2 separate regions of the Homo sapiens genome follow, and region 2 is linked to region 1. Evidence: read pairs that join two places in POLR2A ChIA-PET (ENCODE). Cell type or tissue: Caco-2. All regions are shown on one strand.

Region 1 (8,000 bases):
AAAAGAAGAAACTATGTATATAAATTAAGAATACCTTATAGCATTTAAAGATACAGGTAAATACATATACACACATAGACATGGACACATACATTTATTACTAAACTGATTAACATGGGCTGGAAGGAAACATCAGTTTCATGATAGCCATAGCTCCTGGGGAGGCATTGAGGTCCAGTGGGCTCAACTTTATCAGTACTGTCTTATTTTTAATTAAAATAGTATCAGCCAGGCGTGGTGGCTCACACCTGTAATCCCAGCACTTTGGGAGGTCAAGGCAGATGGATCACAAGGTCAGGAGTTCAAGACCACCCTGGTCAATATGGTGAAACCCCATCTCTACTAAAAATACAAAAATTAGCCGGGCATGGTGGTGGGCACCTGTAATCCCAGCTACTCTGGAGGCTGAGGCAGGAGAATTGCTTGAACCCGAAAGGTGGAGGTTGCGGTGAGCCAAGATCATGCCGTTGCACTTCAGCCTGGGTGACAGAGTGAGACTCCGTCTCAAAAAGATAAATAAATAAAATTTAAAAAAATAGTATATAAGATGCTACAACACAATGGTTATATTTAGTAATCTTAAGTAGTGAAGCTGTAAGTGTTTGTTATACTTTATTCTGTACTTTTCAGTTGCTTTAAATATTCTCCAAATTTAAATAAAAACAAACCTATGATAAAAGAAGAGAAAAGAAACCTCTTTCACTTCCAGCCCTCTATATTGTCTGTGCCTGTGTCTCCTGTAACCTTCCAGTGCTGTCCAGGGCTTACAATTAGAGAGTACAGATCTATTACATACAGTGTTTACTTATAACATTTTCTGGGGGGAGAAAAGTTTCTGGCCTCGTCCAGCAATGTCTAAGTCAGACAAGCAAGATAATTTTTAACTCTTTCCTCACTAGCATCAAGCCACGTATTTTTCTTTTCTTTTCCTGTGGCTTCAGGATTTTGAGCCCTACATGCTCCTCTACCTCTCAACATTTGGACCACTAAAGGCTAAATATGTTCCATGTTGAATGGAAAAAATAAGTAACGAATAATTTAAAAGTTGGCCACACAGTTCTCCATTGCTTCAAAGAAAATAAGTGTCTCAGCCGGGCACGGTGGCTCACGCCTGTAATCCCAGCACTTTCGGAGGCCGAGGCGGGCAAATCACAAGGTCAGGAAATCGAGACCATCCTGGCTAACACGGTGAGACCCCGTCTCAACTAAAAATACAAAAAATTAGCCGGGTGTGGTGGCGGGCGCCTATAGTCCCAGCTACTTGGGAGGCTGAGGCAGGAGAATGGCATGAACCCAGGAGGCGGAGCTTGCAGTGAGCTGAGATCATGCCACTGCACTCCAGCCTGGGCGACAGAGTGAGACTCCATCTCAAAAAAAAAAAAAAGGTCTCTTGTTTGTTTTCTGAAGCTCTAACTGCTTCTACAGGCTGTCTCTAAATCCATCACTAGCTGCACAGCCTTTGTTGTTCAACCTCCCCAAGCCTTAGTTTGCTCATCTGCCGTATCGGGATAATAATAATCGGACCTAGCCAGGCGCAGTGGCTTAGGCCTGTAGTCCCAGCACTTTGGGAGGCAAAGGCAGGTGGATCACCTGAAGTCGGGAGTTCAAGACTAGCCTGACCAACATGGAGAAACCCCATCTCTACTAAAAATACAAAATTAGCCGGGCGTGGTGGCACATACCTGTAATCCCAGCTACTGGAGAGGCTGAGACAGAAGAATCACTTGAACCTGGGAGGCAGAGTTTGCCAGGAGGCAGAGTTTGCCATGAGCCGAAATCACACCATTGCACTCCAGCCTGGGCAACAAAAGCAAAACTCCGTCTCAAAAAAATAAATAAATAATCAGACCTTCTTCACAACACCAATAGGAGATGTAAAGGTCTTAGTACAGTTTTTATTAAATACATTTGTATTATTTTTCTGGTATCTTGATCTCTTTTTGTCACTCGATATGACAGGGTAATTTTTTTTTTTTTTTTTTTTGAGACAAAGTCTCACTCTGTTGCCCAGGCTGGAGTGCAGTGGCACGACCACAGCTCACTGCAGCCTTGACCTCCCAGACTCAAGTGATCCTCCCACCTCAGCCTCCCAAGTAGCTGAGACTACAGGCACACACCACCACACCCAGCTAATTTTTAAATTTTTTGGTAGAAATGAGATCTCACTATGTTGTCCAGGCTGGTCTTGAACTCCTAGGCTCAAGCAATCTTTCAGCCTTGGCCTCTCAAAGTGCTGGTATCACAGGTGTGAACCACTGCACCTGGCCCTGGGTGACTATTTTGGATAGTGGCTTAGAACATAGGCTTTGTGGTCAGACAGGTGGGTTGTAAACCTAGCTCACCCACTTTTTAAGTGAACTTGGGTAGCTTACTAGCCATACAGGGGTTGAGAAAACTAAATGAGATAGTCCTTTAAAGATGCCAGCAGGAGACCTGGCATGTATGTGATCAATGCTACAGGGATGCCAGCTGATGCAAGGAGGACATGGTGCCGATTCATGTTGGACAGCAGCAGCATTTACAACAGAGAAAACTCTAGTATTTCCATGATGTTTGTCTACGCATACATATAGCACATAAGCCAACTTAGCCTTTTTGCAAATTCATTTAACAGTTTCTTATAGAAATATGTTATTCTGAGCCACATCAATATAAACCATCACACATTCTTTTTTAAAATATGCTGTACATTTAGAAGTATGGCTTGGCCTCCAATTTGAAGCTTGTCACTTTCTTTAGTGCCTCTAGTTATCACTGTGAGCCCATCAGCCTTGCTTATCCAACAAGTTTATGAATAGCAAATGTTGATGGCTTCATTGAGTTGTGACTATAAATGCAAGGAAAATGAGAACAAGGGTGAAGAGGTGGCTTCTTTATAACAGCTGTAATTTATCCAGGGTTTTGTGCTGGCCTTTGATTTGGGGGCTGACTCTGAATCTAGTGTTCCCCCGGATTGCATTAGGAGCAGCCCTTAGGGGTCAGATGGAATTCCAAGGTCCTGGAATTAGTTAGAAGAATGAGAATGCACATGTGTGAAGGGGCAGGGCAAGGGGCCTTTACAAAACTCATCCTTCAAGACCCAAACAACAGCTTTCTGCCCAGGTGACCTTGAGAGAGGACAGGGCCAACTTCTGGGACATGCAACCCTTGCAGTTACACAGGGCCCCGAGCTCAGACAGGTTCTAGCTTGGCTTAATGCTCTGCTGTGGCCATCTTGAAATTCTTAATAACATTTTTAACAAGAGGCCCTATGTTTTCATTTGCACCATGCCCTGCAAATTCTGTGGCTGATCCTGGGACCCTTGAGGACACTGAGGCTTTTGCTCACCCCTGGGCACAGTCGTGACTGTTATAATGAATGACAAGTATTTTGTACATCCGGGGAATAATACTGATCCCAAGTAACATGTATGAGCCAAGTACTTTACCCAGATGACCTTATTTAATCCGTCCATGGACCCATTTTAGAGGTGATGAAACTGAGACATGAAGATAATAATAACAGTTCACATTTATCAAGCATATGCATAATCTTACTTTTCACAACAATCCTTTACAGTGGCTCACGCCTGTAATCCCAGCACTTTGGGAGGCCGAGGCGGGTGGATCACGAGGTCAGGAGTTTGAGACCAGCATAGCCAACATGGTGAAACCCAGTCTCTACTAAAAATACAAAAATTAGCTGGGTGTGGAGGTGCACGCCTGTAATCCCAGCTACTCGGGAGGCTGAGGCAGGAGAATAGCTTGAACCCGGGAGGTGGAGGTTGCAGTGAGCCAAGATCACGCCATTGCACTCCAAGCCTGGGCGACAGGGCGAGACTCTGTCTCAAAAAAAAAAAAAAAGAAAAGCCTGTGAGCTTAGTACTATTGCTTGGCCACATTTTAATTCCTACAAATGCAAGCTATTAGGTTAAAAAAAAAAAAAGTAATCCAAAGAAAGCAGAAGGAAGAAGGTAATAGAGGTAATTTTTAAAATTATATAGCAAACAGTTTCACAGAAAAAACTAGCTAATCCAAAGCTGGTTCTTTGGAAAGACTAATAATCTACTAGTCTACTAAGTGCTAATAAAAAAGAACAAATGCATAAAAATATTAGGGATAAAAAGAGAGCATAACTGCAGATGCAGAAGAGAGTAATAACTGAAATTTAATACTGTAAAAAATTCATGCCAAAAAAAGTTGAACACTGCAAAATTAACAACTTCCTAGAGAAACATTATTTACCAAAACTGAACCAAGAGACTCCAGAATCCTAAATAGACCTGTGTTGAGAAAATTAAATTAGTAGCTAACATATATGCATACATGTGTACATGCATACATACATGCGTAAACATGCCCACACACACCAGACGTAAGCAGGTTTACACTTCTACCAAACATTCAAGAAACGTGAAAATAAGCCGGGTGCGGTGGCTCATGCCTGTAATCCCAGCACTTTGGGAGGCTGAGGCGGGTGGATCACGAGGTCAGGAGATCGAGACCATCCTGGCTGACACGGCGAGACCCCGTGTCTACTAAAAATACAAAACATTTGCCGGGCGTGGTGGCAGGTGCCTGTAGTCCCAGCTACTCAGGAGGCTGAGGCAGGAGAATGGCATGAACACAGGAGGCGGAGCTTGCATTGAGGCGAGATTGCACCACTGAACTCCAGCCTAGGCGACAGAACAAGACTCTGCCTCAAAAAAAAAAAAAAAAAAAAAGAAAAGAAAAGAAAAGAAAGAAAAAGAAACAGGAAAATAGGCCAGGTGCAGTGGCTCACACCTGTAATCCCAGTACTTTGGGAGGCCAAGGCAGGCAGATCACCTGAGATCAGGAGTTAGATACCAGCCTGGCCAACATGGTAAAACTTTGTCTCTACCAAAAATACAAAAATTAGCCAGGTGTGGTGGCAGTGCGCCTCTAATCCCAGCTACTCGGGAGGCTAGGGCCGGAGAATCACTTGAACCTGGGAAACAGACGTTGCAGTGAGCTGAGATCGTGCCACTGCACTCCAACCTGAGCAATAGAGCAATACTTCATCTCAAAAAAAAGAAAAAAGAAAGAAAAAAACAGGAAAATAGCGGCCACTTATTGCTGCCTGATACAGACAGCTAACATTTATTGGGCACTTACTGTTCAGTAAGCATTATGCTAAAAGCTGTCTGTGTATAATCTCATATAAGGTAGGTACTATTATCTTCATTTTACAGATAAAGAAACTGAGGCCAAGAAATTTTTTTTTTTTTTTTTTTTTTTTTTTTTTGAGACAAGAGACTCACTTTGTCACCTAGGCTGGAGTGCGGTGGCGCGATCTCAGCCCACTGCAAGCTCCACCTCCTGGGTTCACGCCATTCTCCTGCTTCAGCCTCCCGAGTAGCTGGGACTACAGGCCTGGGACTACAGGTGCCCGCCACCATGCCTGGCCAGGATGGTCTCAATCTCCTGACCTCGTGATCCGCCCACCTCGGCCTCCCAAAGTGCTGGGATTACAGGCGTGAGCCACCGCGCCCGGCTGAGGCCAAGAAATTTTAAGCATTTTGCCCAGAGTCCTACAAATGATAAATGGTAGATCTGGGATTTGAACTAAGTTCTCTGTCAACTCCACAACCAGCATTCATTACCATTACATTCAACTGCCAATCAGAACTGAATATGGGAGATCTTGTAGTTTGGGTTAAGCAGAGAAAAGAGCAGGGCCTTCGTGGTCTCTGGTTTTCTTGGTCTATTTCAACCCCTGGGATATTCACTAATCACCTAGTTGAGGTTTCAGCACCCATAGAGCTCACATTCCAGTGTTCTTGAATTAGATGCTCTTATTTGATTATCCTCCTAAGAGATAGCGGCTATTGTCATGTGAAGGCCATTGTCCTTTGGAATCTGAAGGTAATCAAGTTTGGAGGCATGACCTGACTGATGGGTATTTCAGCCACAAGTTTAAGAACAAAAAGACAGATGCATAAGAATTATGCGATGTTCATAGTTTCCACATGGAATCCCATTATGAAAAAGGCCATTTTCCATTTTTAAGAAACATACATCTATGGAGAGTCTCCTAGGGTTGGTTGTGTGCTATCGTGATTAATTCCCATATTATTCATGAGGCCATAGGGCTCAGGGAGGTAAGGGAAGGTGTCCAGAGTCATACAGCTAAGGAGTCTGGAGCCAGCCAATCGACTCCCAAATCCAGTGGTCCCATGTTCATTACAGTGGCATTGGATGCCATGGAATTCCAGTCCAGAGAAGGAAGAGTTGGTTTTGTGGAGTTTGTTGTGCTGGTACTTCTCCTCCATACAGGACAGATCTAGATTTTGTGGAACCTGAAACTTTACAATTGGAGGGGGTAGGGACCTCTAAAACAAACCCTATAAAAACACCTTGTGTTTGCAAATTTTACAGACACATGTCACCATGTGACGACATTGCTAAGGCCCCTGCTGGGGCTATGAAAGAGGCCCTGAAACTTAAGCCTCACAAGCCTAACAAAGCCATTGTGGCCTCTATTTATACCGTGTTTTCTAATTTGTGTTTTGGGGATAATAATAACAGACATGGTGGACTAGAAAAAAAAAAGGGATATGGAAGCACTCAACTATATTATTATTATTATTTTGCATTTTTGTTTTGTTTTGTTTTGAGATGGAGTCTCGCTCCATCAGCCAGGCTGGAGTTCAGTGGCGTAATCTCGGCTCACTGCAACCTCTGCCTGCCGGGTTCAAGTGATTCTCCTGCCCCAGCCTCCCAAGTAGCTGGCACTACAGGCACCTGCCGCCATGCCTGGATGATTTTTGTATTTTTAGTAGAGACGGGGTTTCATCATGTTGGCCAGGCTGGTCTCGAACTCCTGACCTCAAGCAATCCACCTGCCTTGGCCTTTCAAAGTGTTGGAATTACAAATGTGAGCCACCGCACCTGGCCTCAACTGTATTATTTATTCAGTGTTTTCAATAGGCCAGACTTCTGCTGAGTCTTTTTTTTTTTAATTTAAACCTAAGTCCTGTTAGAAGTAACTTTTTTTTGAGATGGAATTTCACTCTTGTTGCCCAGGCTGGAGTACCACGGCATGATCTTGGCTCACCAAAACCTCCGCCTCCCGGGTTCAAGCGATTCTCCTGCCTCAGCCTCCTGAGTAGCTGGGATTACAGGCATGCACCACCATGCCAGCTAATTTTGTATTTTTAGTAGAGGCAGGGTTTCTCAATGTTGGTCAGGCTGATCTCGAACTCCCGATCTCAGATGATCTGCCCGCCTTGGCCTCCCAAAGTGCTGGGATTATAGGCGTAAGCCACCGTACCTGGCCCAGAAGTAACTTTTTTTTAAGTTTAAATCTGTTAAATCTTATGTCTCTGAAGTAAGTATGATTATTATGCCCATTCTACAGATGGAGGGACTAAGGCTCAGAGAATCTGAGTGACTGGCTCTGGGTCACATAGGTGGCAACCGTATAATTGAGACTCAAACCAGTTGTTCTGATTTCTGGACTTCATTCTACCTCTTTGTTTCAGCCAGGATATTCATCCCAACTTAGAACTTTTGTGGTGCTGCTCACCCTCTGCTCTGATACCCACCATGGCTCACTAGTGCCTGTATACATCATGACATTGGATCAGCCAATGATATAGAAAGCGGTATTTCCCAAAATAGCCACACATTTTAAAAACCAATTTGGGAAATTATTTCACAAACAGATTTTATGGCCTCGATGCATGAAAACCTGAGAGTACATTTGCAGATTTTAATTTCAGTAAATATTTGGCATAAGCATTGATGAAACGAGACTTATATAGTTTACAGCCAAAGGTGCACTTTTTTTTTTTTTTTTTTTTTTTTTTTTTTGAGACAGAGTCTTACTCTGTCACCCAGGCTGGAGTGCAGTGGCACGATCTGGGCTCACTGCAACCTCCACTTCCTGGGTTCAAGCAATTCTCCTGCTTTAGCCTCCCGAGTAGGTGGGACTACAGGCGCACACCACCATGCCCGGCTACTTTTTGTATTTTTAGTAGAGACGGAGTTTCATCATG
Region 2 (8,000 bases), 190 kb after region 1:
TATCATCATCTATATTTGGTCCTGAGCCTTGGGGTTTATTTTGAGGGTACTCCGGGGCACAGAGTGGAGCTGATCACCTGCCTCTATTCATGGCCTGCTTTCATCATTGGTTTGCACAAGGGGACACTTTAAAAATTATTTATTTATATTATCAACACATGAATGAGTTAGCAAATTCAAATGATTTAGGCCGGGCGTGGTGGCTCACGCCTGTAATCCCAGCACTTTGGGAGGCCAAGGCGGGCAGATCACCTGAGGTCAGGAGTTTGAGACCAGCCTGGCCAACATGGTGAAACCCCGTCTCTACTAAAAATACAAAAATTAGCCAGGTGTGGTGGCACACACCTGTAATCCCAGCTACTCAGGAGGCTGAGGCAGGAGAATAGCTTAAACCCGGGAGGCAGAGTTTGCAGTGAGCTGAGATCGCACCACTGCACTCCAGCCTGGGCAACAGAGTGAGACTCCATCCCAGAAAAAAATATATAGATAGATAGATAGATAGATAGATAGATAGATAGATAGATAATACCAATGAACCTTTTCCTTCATAGGGTGGAGCATCTTTTCTAGAGCTCAGACCCTGAACCTCCACTGTAATGAGCTCTGTATCCTTCAGCAAGTCATCACCCTTCTCTCTGCCTCAGTTTCCTCTTCTGCAAAGTGGAGGCAATAGTGTTACCTTCCCCAAAGCGGTACCGGGAGGATGAAATGAGATCGTGCACACGCAGCTTTTAGAACTGTGCCTAGCCAGCCGGGCACAGTGGCTCACGCCTGTAATCCCAGCACTTTGGGAGGCCGAGGCAGGTGGGTCACGAGGTCAGGAGATCGAGACCATCCTGGCTAACACAGTGAAACCCAGTCTCTATTAAAAATACAAAAAATTAGCTGGGCGTGGTGGCAGGTGCCTGTAATCCCAGCTACTCTGGAGGCTGAGGAGGGAGAATCGCTTGAACCCGGGAGGTGGAGGTTGCGGTGAGCCGAGATCGCGCCACTGCACTCCAGCCTGGGCGACAGAGCGAGACTCCCTCCCCCCGCCCCCCCAAAAAAAAGAACTATGCCTAGCCCAGAGCACGTGCCTCCCAAAGCTACCTGTTCCTGTTCTCCTTACCATCTCTCGAGTATTTCAACATAGATAACTTCAGGAATCCAAAGCATTGAACACTAGGAGGAGAGAAAAAAAAAGCTTAATTCCAGAGGTTGTTCAAGAATCTATCTACCCATGGGAGGGCTGCGTTTGGTTTTCCCTCTTTGTCTCCGCCTTCTTTAAATAATGAACTGAAGTCTCTGGGTTTCTGCAGGCTGCACAAGTTGCCTAAGGCCATTGGGCCAGGGCAAACCTGGGCCATTTATTCTCCCCCTTTCAGCCTGTTCCTGTGTTTATACTACCCTGTTTAGTTTAATGCACATCCCAAGATTACCCCTAATACACATCCTCAGAAATGTTTATGGAAATTCTTTATAAGCAAACGGCTTTATTTCCCTTGAGTAGCTGCAGATACAAAGCAGCGGTCACTTTTTTTATTGACAGGCTTAAACACCTCGCGATACCCCCAGCCCCCACCCTGAGTAGATCTGTTACCCCAGCCCACCCACACATCCATCGTGGGATTCTGCAGTTATAAGAAGCCAAGACTTGCCCACTCTGGATCCATCCTAGATTCCCAGCCCCTAGCCATTGTTCCAAAGCGGGAATCTTTTTTTGTTTTGTTTTGTTTTGTTTTTCTAGAAACAGAGTCTCATGCTGTTGCCCAGACAGTGGCAGGATCAAAGCTCACTGCAGTTTCCAACTCCTGGGCTCAAGCAATGCTCCCACCTCACCTCGCTGGAACTACAGGCATGCGCCACCATGCCTGGCTAACTTTTTAAAAAAATTTTTGTAGAATCAGGTATGGTGGTTCACACCTATAATCTCAGCACTTTGGGAAGCCAAGAAGGAAGGATCACTTGAGGCCAGGAGTTCAAGACCAGTCTGGTTAATATGGCGAAACCTCGTCACTACAAAAAAATTAGCCAGGTGTGGTAGTGCACGCCTGTAGTCCAAGCTACTTGGGAGGCTAAGGTGAGAGGATCACTTGAGCCTTGGAGGTTGAGGGTGCAGTGAACTATGATAGTGCCACTGCACTCCAATGCAGGTGGCAGAGCAAGACCTTGTCTCAAAAAAAAAAAAAAATTTGTTTAGAGATGGAGTCTTGCTATGTTGCCCAGGCTGGTCTCAAACAACTAGGCTCAGATGATCATCCCAACTCAGCCTCCCAAAAAGCTGGGATCACAGGCATGACCACTGTGCCCCAAAGCAGAAATCTTGACAACTCATAGACTTTTTGTTTCTTTCCTCTGCTGGTGGTTTCGTTTGGAGAGGGGGCAGAAAAGAGAGAAGAGAACCACATATCATTTTGTGTTTGCTTCCCATCCCACCCCCGCAAAGATTTACTGGATGCCTATTAAGTGCCAGGCACTGTTCTAGGTGATGGGGATTCAGCAGTGAGCATGGGAGACCTCTCAACTATCAGATCAATTGCATTCTGGTGGTAGAGGTGGACCGTAAGCAAAACAAAGAAGTGCGTAAATAGAACTGCTGAGGGTGATTAATGCTGTGAGAATGGTAATATAAAATAATGCAATTAAGAGCTGGCCGGGTGCAGTGGCTCACGCCTGTGATCCCAGCACTTTGGGAGGCCAAGGCAGGTGGATCACAAGGTCAGGAGACCGAGACCATCCTGGCCAACATGGTGAAACCCCATCTCTACTAAAAATACAAAAATTAGCCGGGTGTGGTGGCATGCGCTTATAGTCCCAGCTACTCAGGGGGCTGAGGCAGGAGAATCGCTTGAACCCGGGAGGTGGAGGTTGGAGTGAGCTAAGATCGCACCACTGCACTCCAGCCTGAGCAACAGAGCAAGAGTCCATCTCAAAAAAAAAAAAAAAAAAAAAGAAATAGGGAATCTCGGCCAGGCATGGTGGCTCATGCCTATAATCCCAGCAATTTAGGAGGCTGAGGTGAGCAGATTGCTTGAGTTCAGGAGTTTGAGACCAGAGTGGACAACATGGCAAAACCCTGTCTCTACTAAAAACACAAAAGTTAGCTGGGCATGGTGGCTTGTGTCTCCTGTCGTTCCAGCTGCTCGGGAGGCTGAGGCACAGGAATTGCTTGAACCTGGGAGGCAGAGGTTGCAGTGGGCCGAGATCGCATCACTGCACTCCAGCCTAGGTGACAGAGCAAGACTCTGTCTCAAAAAAAAAAAAAAAGAAAAGAAAACAAACAAACAAACAAAAAAAAATGGTGGGCAAGGAAGACCTCCTTGAAGAGGTAACATTTGAGCAAAGACCTGAATGAAGTGAGGGAGAAAGTTCTTGGAAGGGTATTCCAAGCCCGGAGAACAGCAAGTGCACAGGCACTGAAGCTGGATCTGCTTGTTATATTGGAGGAAAAGCAGGAAGACCCATGTAACTAAAATCTAGTGATCCAGGGGAGAATGGTAGGAAGTCACATTGGAGAGGCAGGCAGAGACCAGATCATTAGGGCCTTGGAAGAGGGCCTTAGAACAAAGATGTGTAGATTTTGTTCTAGTTTCAATGGAAAGCCATCCAGAGTCTTACGCAGGAAAAGACATGATGGGATCCGTGTTTTGTTTTTGTTTGTTTGTTTGTTTGTTTTTGAGACGGAGTCTCGCTCTGTTGCCCAGGCTGGAGTGCAATGGTGTGATCTCTGCTTGCTGCAACCTCAGCCTCCCAGGTTCAAGCGATTCTCCTGCCTCAGCCTCCCAAGTAGCTGAGACTATAGGCGCCCGCCACCACACTTGGCTAATTTTTATATTTTTAGTAGAGACAGGGTTTCACCATATTGGCCAGGCTGGTCTCGAACTCCTGACCTTAAGAGATCTGCCCTCCTCGGCCTCCCAAAGTGCTGGGATTGCAGACGTGAGCCACCATGCCCGGCTGGGATCCATGTTTTTAAAGATCCCTTGGCTCCTGTACAGAGGATGATCTCTAGAAGGGGTGCAGTGAAAGCGGGAAAACAAGCTAAGAGGTTACTGCTTTGTTCAAGAGAGTGTCCAAGAGAGGACGGCAGGGCCGTCTCATCAGATCTAACTAATGAGATGAAGAGAAGCAATGAATTCAGAATACAGCGTGTCCTTGGAGGGGTATCCAGCAGGTTCACTGGTGGAGTGAAAGTGGCAATGATGAGAAGGATCATGGACAGCTTGAGCAACTGGGCTGGTGAGGGTGCCATTTTCCAAGATGGGTAGGATTAGAAAACGAGCCAACTGGACGGGGAAGTTTGAGATGCCTGAAGACGCTCAATGGAGTTGTTATGTGAAAGTACAACACTTTAGGTTAATAATAGCGAAAGCCCACACCGACAACATTTGCCACACGCCAGGCACGTTTTTGTGTTTGTTTGACACTCTGTCGCCCAGTCTGGAGTGCAGTGGCGCAGTCTCGGCTCACTGCAAGCTCCGCCTCCAGGGTTCATGCCATTCTCCTGCTTCAGTCTCCCGAGTAGCTGGGACTACAGGTGCCCACCACCACGCCCAGCTAATTTTTTGTATTTTTAGTAGAGACGGGGTTTCACTGTGTTAGCCAGGATGGTCTCTATCTCCTGACCTCATGATCCACCCGCCTCAGCCTCCCAAAGTGCTGGGATTACAGGCATGAGCCACAGGCATGAGCCACCGCGCCCTGCCTATGCCAGGCACTTTTTAAGCAGTCTCCCACCCCTTATTTCACAGTATCCTGCAAAGTGATTGTAAAAATATTATCCCTATTTTATTTTACTTTATATTTTAGATAGGTCTTGCTCTGTTGCCCAGGCTGGAGTGTAGTGGCACCATCACAGCTCACTGCAGCTTGACCACACAGGCTCAAGCAATCCTCCAGCCTCAGCCTCCTAAGTAGCTGGAACTACAGGCACATACCACCATGCCTGGCTTTTTTTTTGAGATGGAGTCTCGCTCTGTAGCCCAGGCTGGAGTATAGTGGCCCAATCTCAGCTCACTGCAACTTCTGCCTCCTGGGTTCAAGTGATTCTCCTGCCTCTGCCTCCCAAGGTGCTGGATTACATGTGCGAGCCACCAAGCCCAGGCTATCCCCATTTTCTAGATGATGAAACACAAACACTGAGCAGTTTAAATAATTTGCCCAAGGTGGCCGGGCATGGTGGTTCACGCCTGTAATCCCAGCACTTTGGGAAGCTGAGGCGGGCAGATCACCTGAGGTCAGGAGTTCGAGACCAGTCTGGTCAACATGGTGAAACCCCGTCTCCACTAAAAAATACAAAAATTAGCCAGGTGTGGTGGCGGGTGCCTGTAATCCCAGCTACTCAGGAGGCTGAGGCAGGAGAATCACTTGAACCCGGGAGGCAGAGGTTGCAGTGAGCTGAGATCACGCCATTGCCCTCCAGCCTGGGTGACAGAGTGAGACTCCGTCTCAAAAATGAATAAATAAATAAATAAATAATTTGCCCAAGGTGACACAACCTGGATTTAAACTCATGGATGTCGGCCTCTGCTCTGCGTTGAATTGTATCCTCCCAAAAAGGAGATGTTGGAGCTCTGAGACCCAGCACCTCAGAATGTGTTTCTACTTGGAAATAGGGTCTTTACCAAGACCCTATTCCAATAGGACTGGTGACCTGTGGGAGAAATGTGGACACAGAGACAGACAGACATAGAGGGAAGATGACGGCAGAGTCACAGGGAGAAGACGGTCATCTACGAGCCAAGGAGAGAGGCCTGGCACAGATCCTTCCCTCACAGCACCCAGAGAGCCTTCAGACAATACATCTGTGCTGTGTAAGCCGCTCCGTCTGTGGCTCTCTGTTACAGCAGCCCCAGAAAACAAATAGAGACTCTTAATTGCCAAGCCATGTTCCTCCCATAGTACGATTTCTCATCAGATAGTCTATCTTCGCTGCTAAAACAGGTATTTCTGGATGGTAGAGGTCATGTGTAGCTTGCATATTTAGTATGAGGTATGTGAAAGTCACCTCATAGATATTAAATTATTTGGCTACAGCTTTGAGCTTGGCCTCTCTCTTAAGGATTACCTTGCCATAGGGACAGGAAGCCATCGTGATATAAAGGCTGAAGTTTCTGTAAGATTTTGATTTTTAATCTAACATGATATTAACAACTGTGCCCGTTGGGCGTGATGGCTCACACCTACAATCCCAGCACTTTGGGAGGCCAAGGCGGAGGATCACTTGAGGTCAGGAGTTTGAGACCAGCCTGGCCAACATGGTGAAACCCCGTCTCTACCAAAAATACAAAAATTAGCCGGGCTTGGGGGTGCATGCCTGTAATCCCAGCTACTTGGGAGGCGAAGGCAGGAGAATTGCTTGAACCCAGGAGGTGGAGGTTGCAGTGAGCCAAGACTGTACCACTGCGCTCCAGCCTCGGCAACAGAGTGAGACTCTGTCTCAAAACAGACAAACAAACAAAATAATAACTGTACCTATACAAGGTCCCCAAGATAATTAAAAGGCTCACTTGAGCAGAGTAACTGAGGAGAGTCTTTTGGGGTTCTTTGTTTTTTTTTTTTAGAGACAGTCTCACTCTGTCGCCCAGTCTAGAGTGCAGAGGCGCAATCTTGGCTCACTGCAACCTCCGCCTCCCAGGTTCAAGAGATCCTCCTGCCTCGGCCTCTCAAAGTGCTGGGACTACAGGCACATGCCACCATGTCCGGCTGAGGAATGTTTAATAAAAGGGGTATTTACCAAGATATAAGCAAGGTATAGAGAAATCAGCAGGGTTGATGAAGCACCCCGGGGCTACCAACAACCAAAAGCCCTTCCCTCTCCAAGGCCTCCAAAGGCAGCAGGAGGGAGTGGTTATCAGAAAATGGCAAGATCCATAGGAAAAAGGCCACCCCATGGGAGCTGTGGGTTTCAGTAGAGGGACACAGCCACTGCCAGACCATGGCCAGCCAGGGAGTTAATAGCCCAGCCCCACCTTGGCCCTCCCATCTCCCACTCCTCCTTATTGGCTGAACCCAGCAAGAAACCAGATGTCACAGAACCAGGAGATGTGGTCCCCACTGCCCGGCCTCTTGGGCACAGAGGAGGGAAGAGAAAATGGAGAGTGGATCTGGAGGGGCAAATGAAGTATTAATATTCTGTACACTCAGAATGTCCACAGAGTGAACACTGGCTTGCCGGCTGACCCCATTTCTTGAAAATCATCCTATCCCTGCAGGTTATTTATGTTGTTACCCTTTTGCAAGAACCACATAAAATATTTTACATGCTTTTAAAACTCATAAATGTAATGAAGCCAAGATGTTTCAGCAAATGTGCTCAATGGGCAAATCCTTCCAAAGATCTGCTCTCAGCTGACGTCAGGACAAAAGGCACATCTCACGACCTGCAGAGCGTCTGACGTTAAAGCCAATAAATTCATCCCCCTGACCCACATGGCTTCCAGAATGTACAAGCTGTCAGTGGATCTTAAAAATGTATCTATTCCTTCATTCACTTCCTGCCGTTCGTCTCTTGCAAGTATTTACTGCTCTTTAAAAACTGAACTCCACCAGCTGGAAATGCATTAGTGCAGGGAGATGGCTGTACTTTGTTCCGGCAGGAATTGTGCATGCAACTTCCAATCTGACTTTTCTGAGACATTAATAAAAACACATGCGTCCTGAAATTTGGGTTGATAATCTTTGGGGGCTCAGTGTAAAAACCAGTAAGAGTTTTAGCACAAAGCCTGGCATTCAAAAAGAGAAGCTGGGCCGGGCGCGGTAGCTCCCGCCTGTAATCCCTGCACTTTGGGAGGCCGAGGCGGGCGGATCAGGAGGTCAGGAGATTGAGACCATCCTGGCTAACACGGTGAAACCCCGTCTCTACTAAAAATACAAAAAAAAATTAGCCGGGCTTGGTTGCAGGCGCCTGTAGTCCCAGCTACTCGGAAGGCTGAGGCAGGAGAATGGCCTGAACCCGGGAGGCAGAGCTTGCAGTGAGCCGAGATCGTGCCACTGCACTCCAGCCTGGGCGACAGAGCGAA

The links. Peaks named below come from ENCODE experiments on the same cell type or tissue, not always from the same donor. Only the 100,000 strongest peaks of a DNase experiment are listed, where the experiment ranks them.
Region 2: POLR2A ChIA-PET joins it to region 1 with 15 read pairs; 4 of 35 experiments call an interaction of 5 or more read pairs at or near these places.

Annotation. Positions count from the first base shown.
Region 1 is chr20:52,018,974-52,026,973 of GRCh38, reverse strand. No RefSeq gene overlaps it. Among named protein-coding and RNA genes, the nearest start is that of LINC01429, 160 kb to the right of the region's middle. In Caco-2, no CTCF peak of the experiment used is centred here; a DNase peak (open chromatin) is centred at 4,603.
Region 2 is chr20:51,831,437-51,839,436 of GRCh38, reverse strand. It overlaps LINC01429 (long intergenic non-protein coding RNA 1429), which reads left to right. Exons shown (of 3, transcript NR_110016.1): 3 at 5,468-7,640. Among named protein-coding and RNA genes, the nearest start is that of LINC01429, 27 kb to the left of the region's middle. In Caco-2, no CTCF peak of the experiment used is centred here; a DNase peak (open chromatin) is centred at 1,246.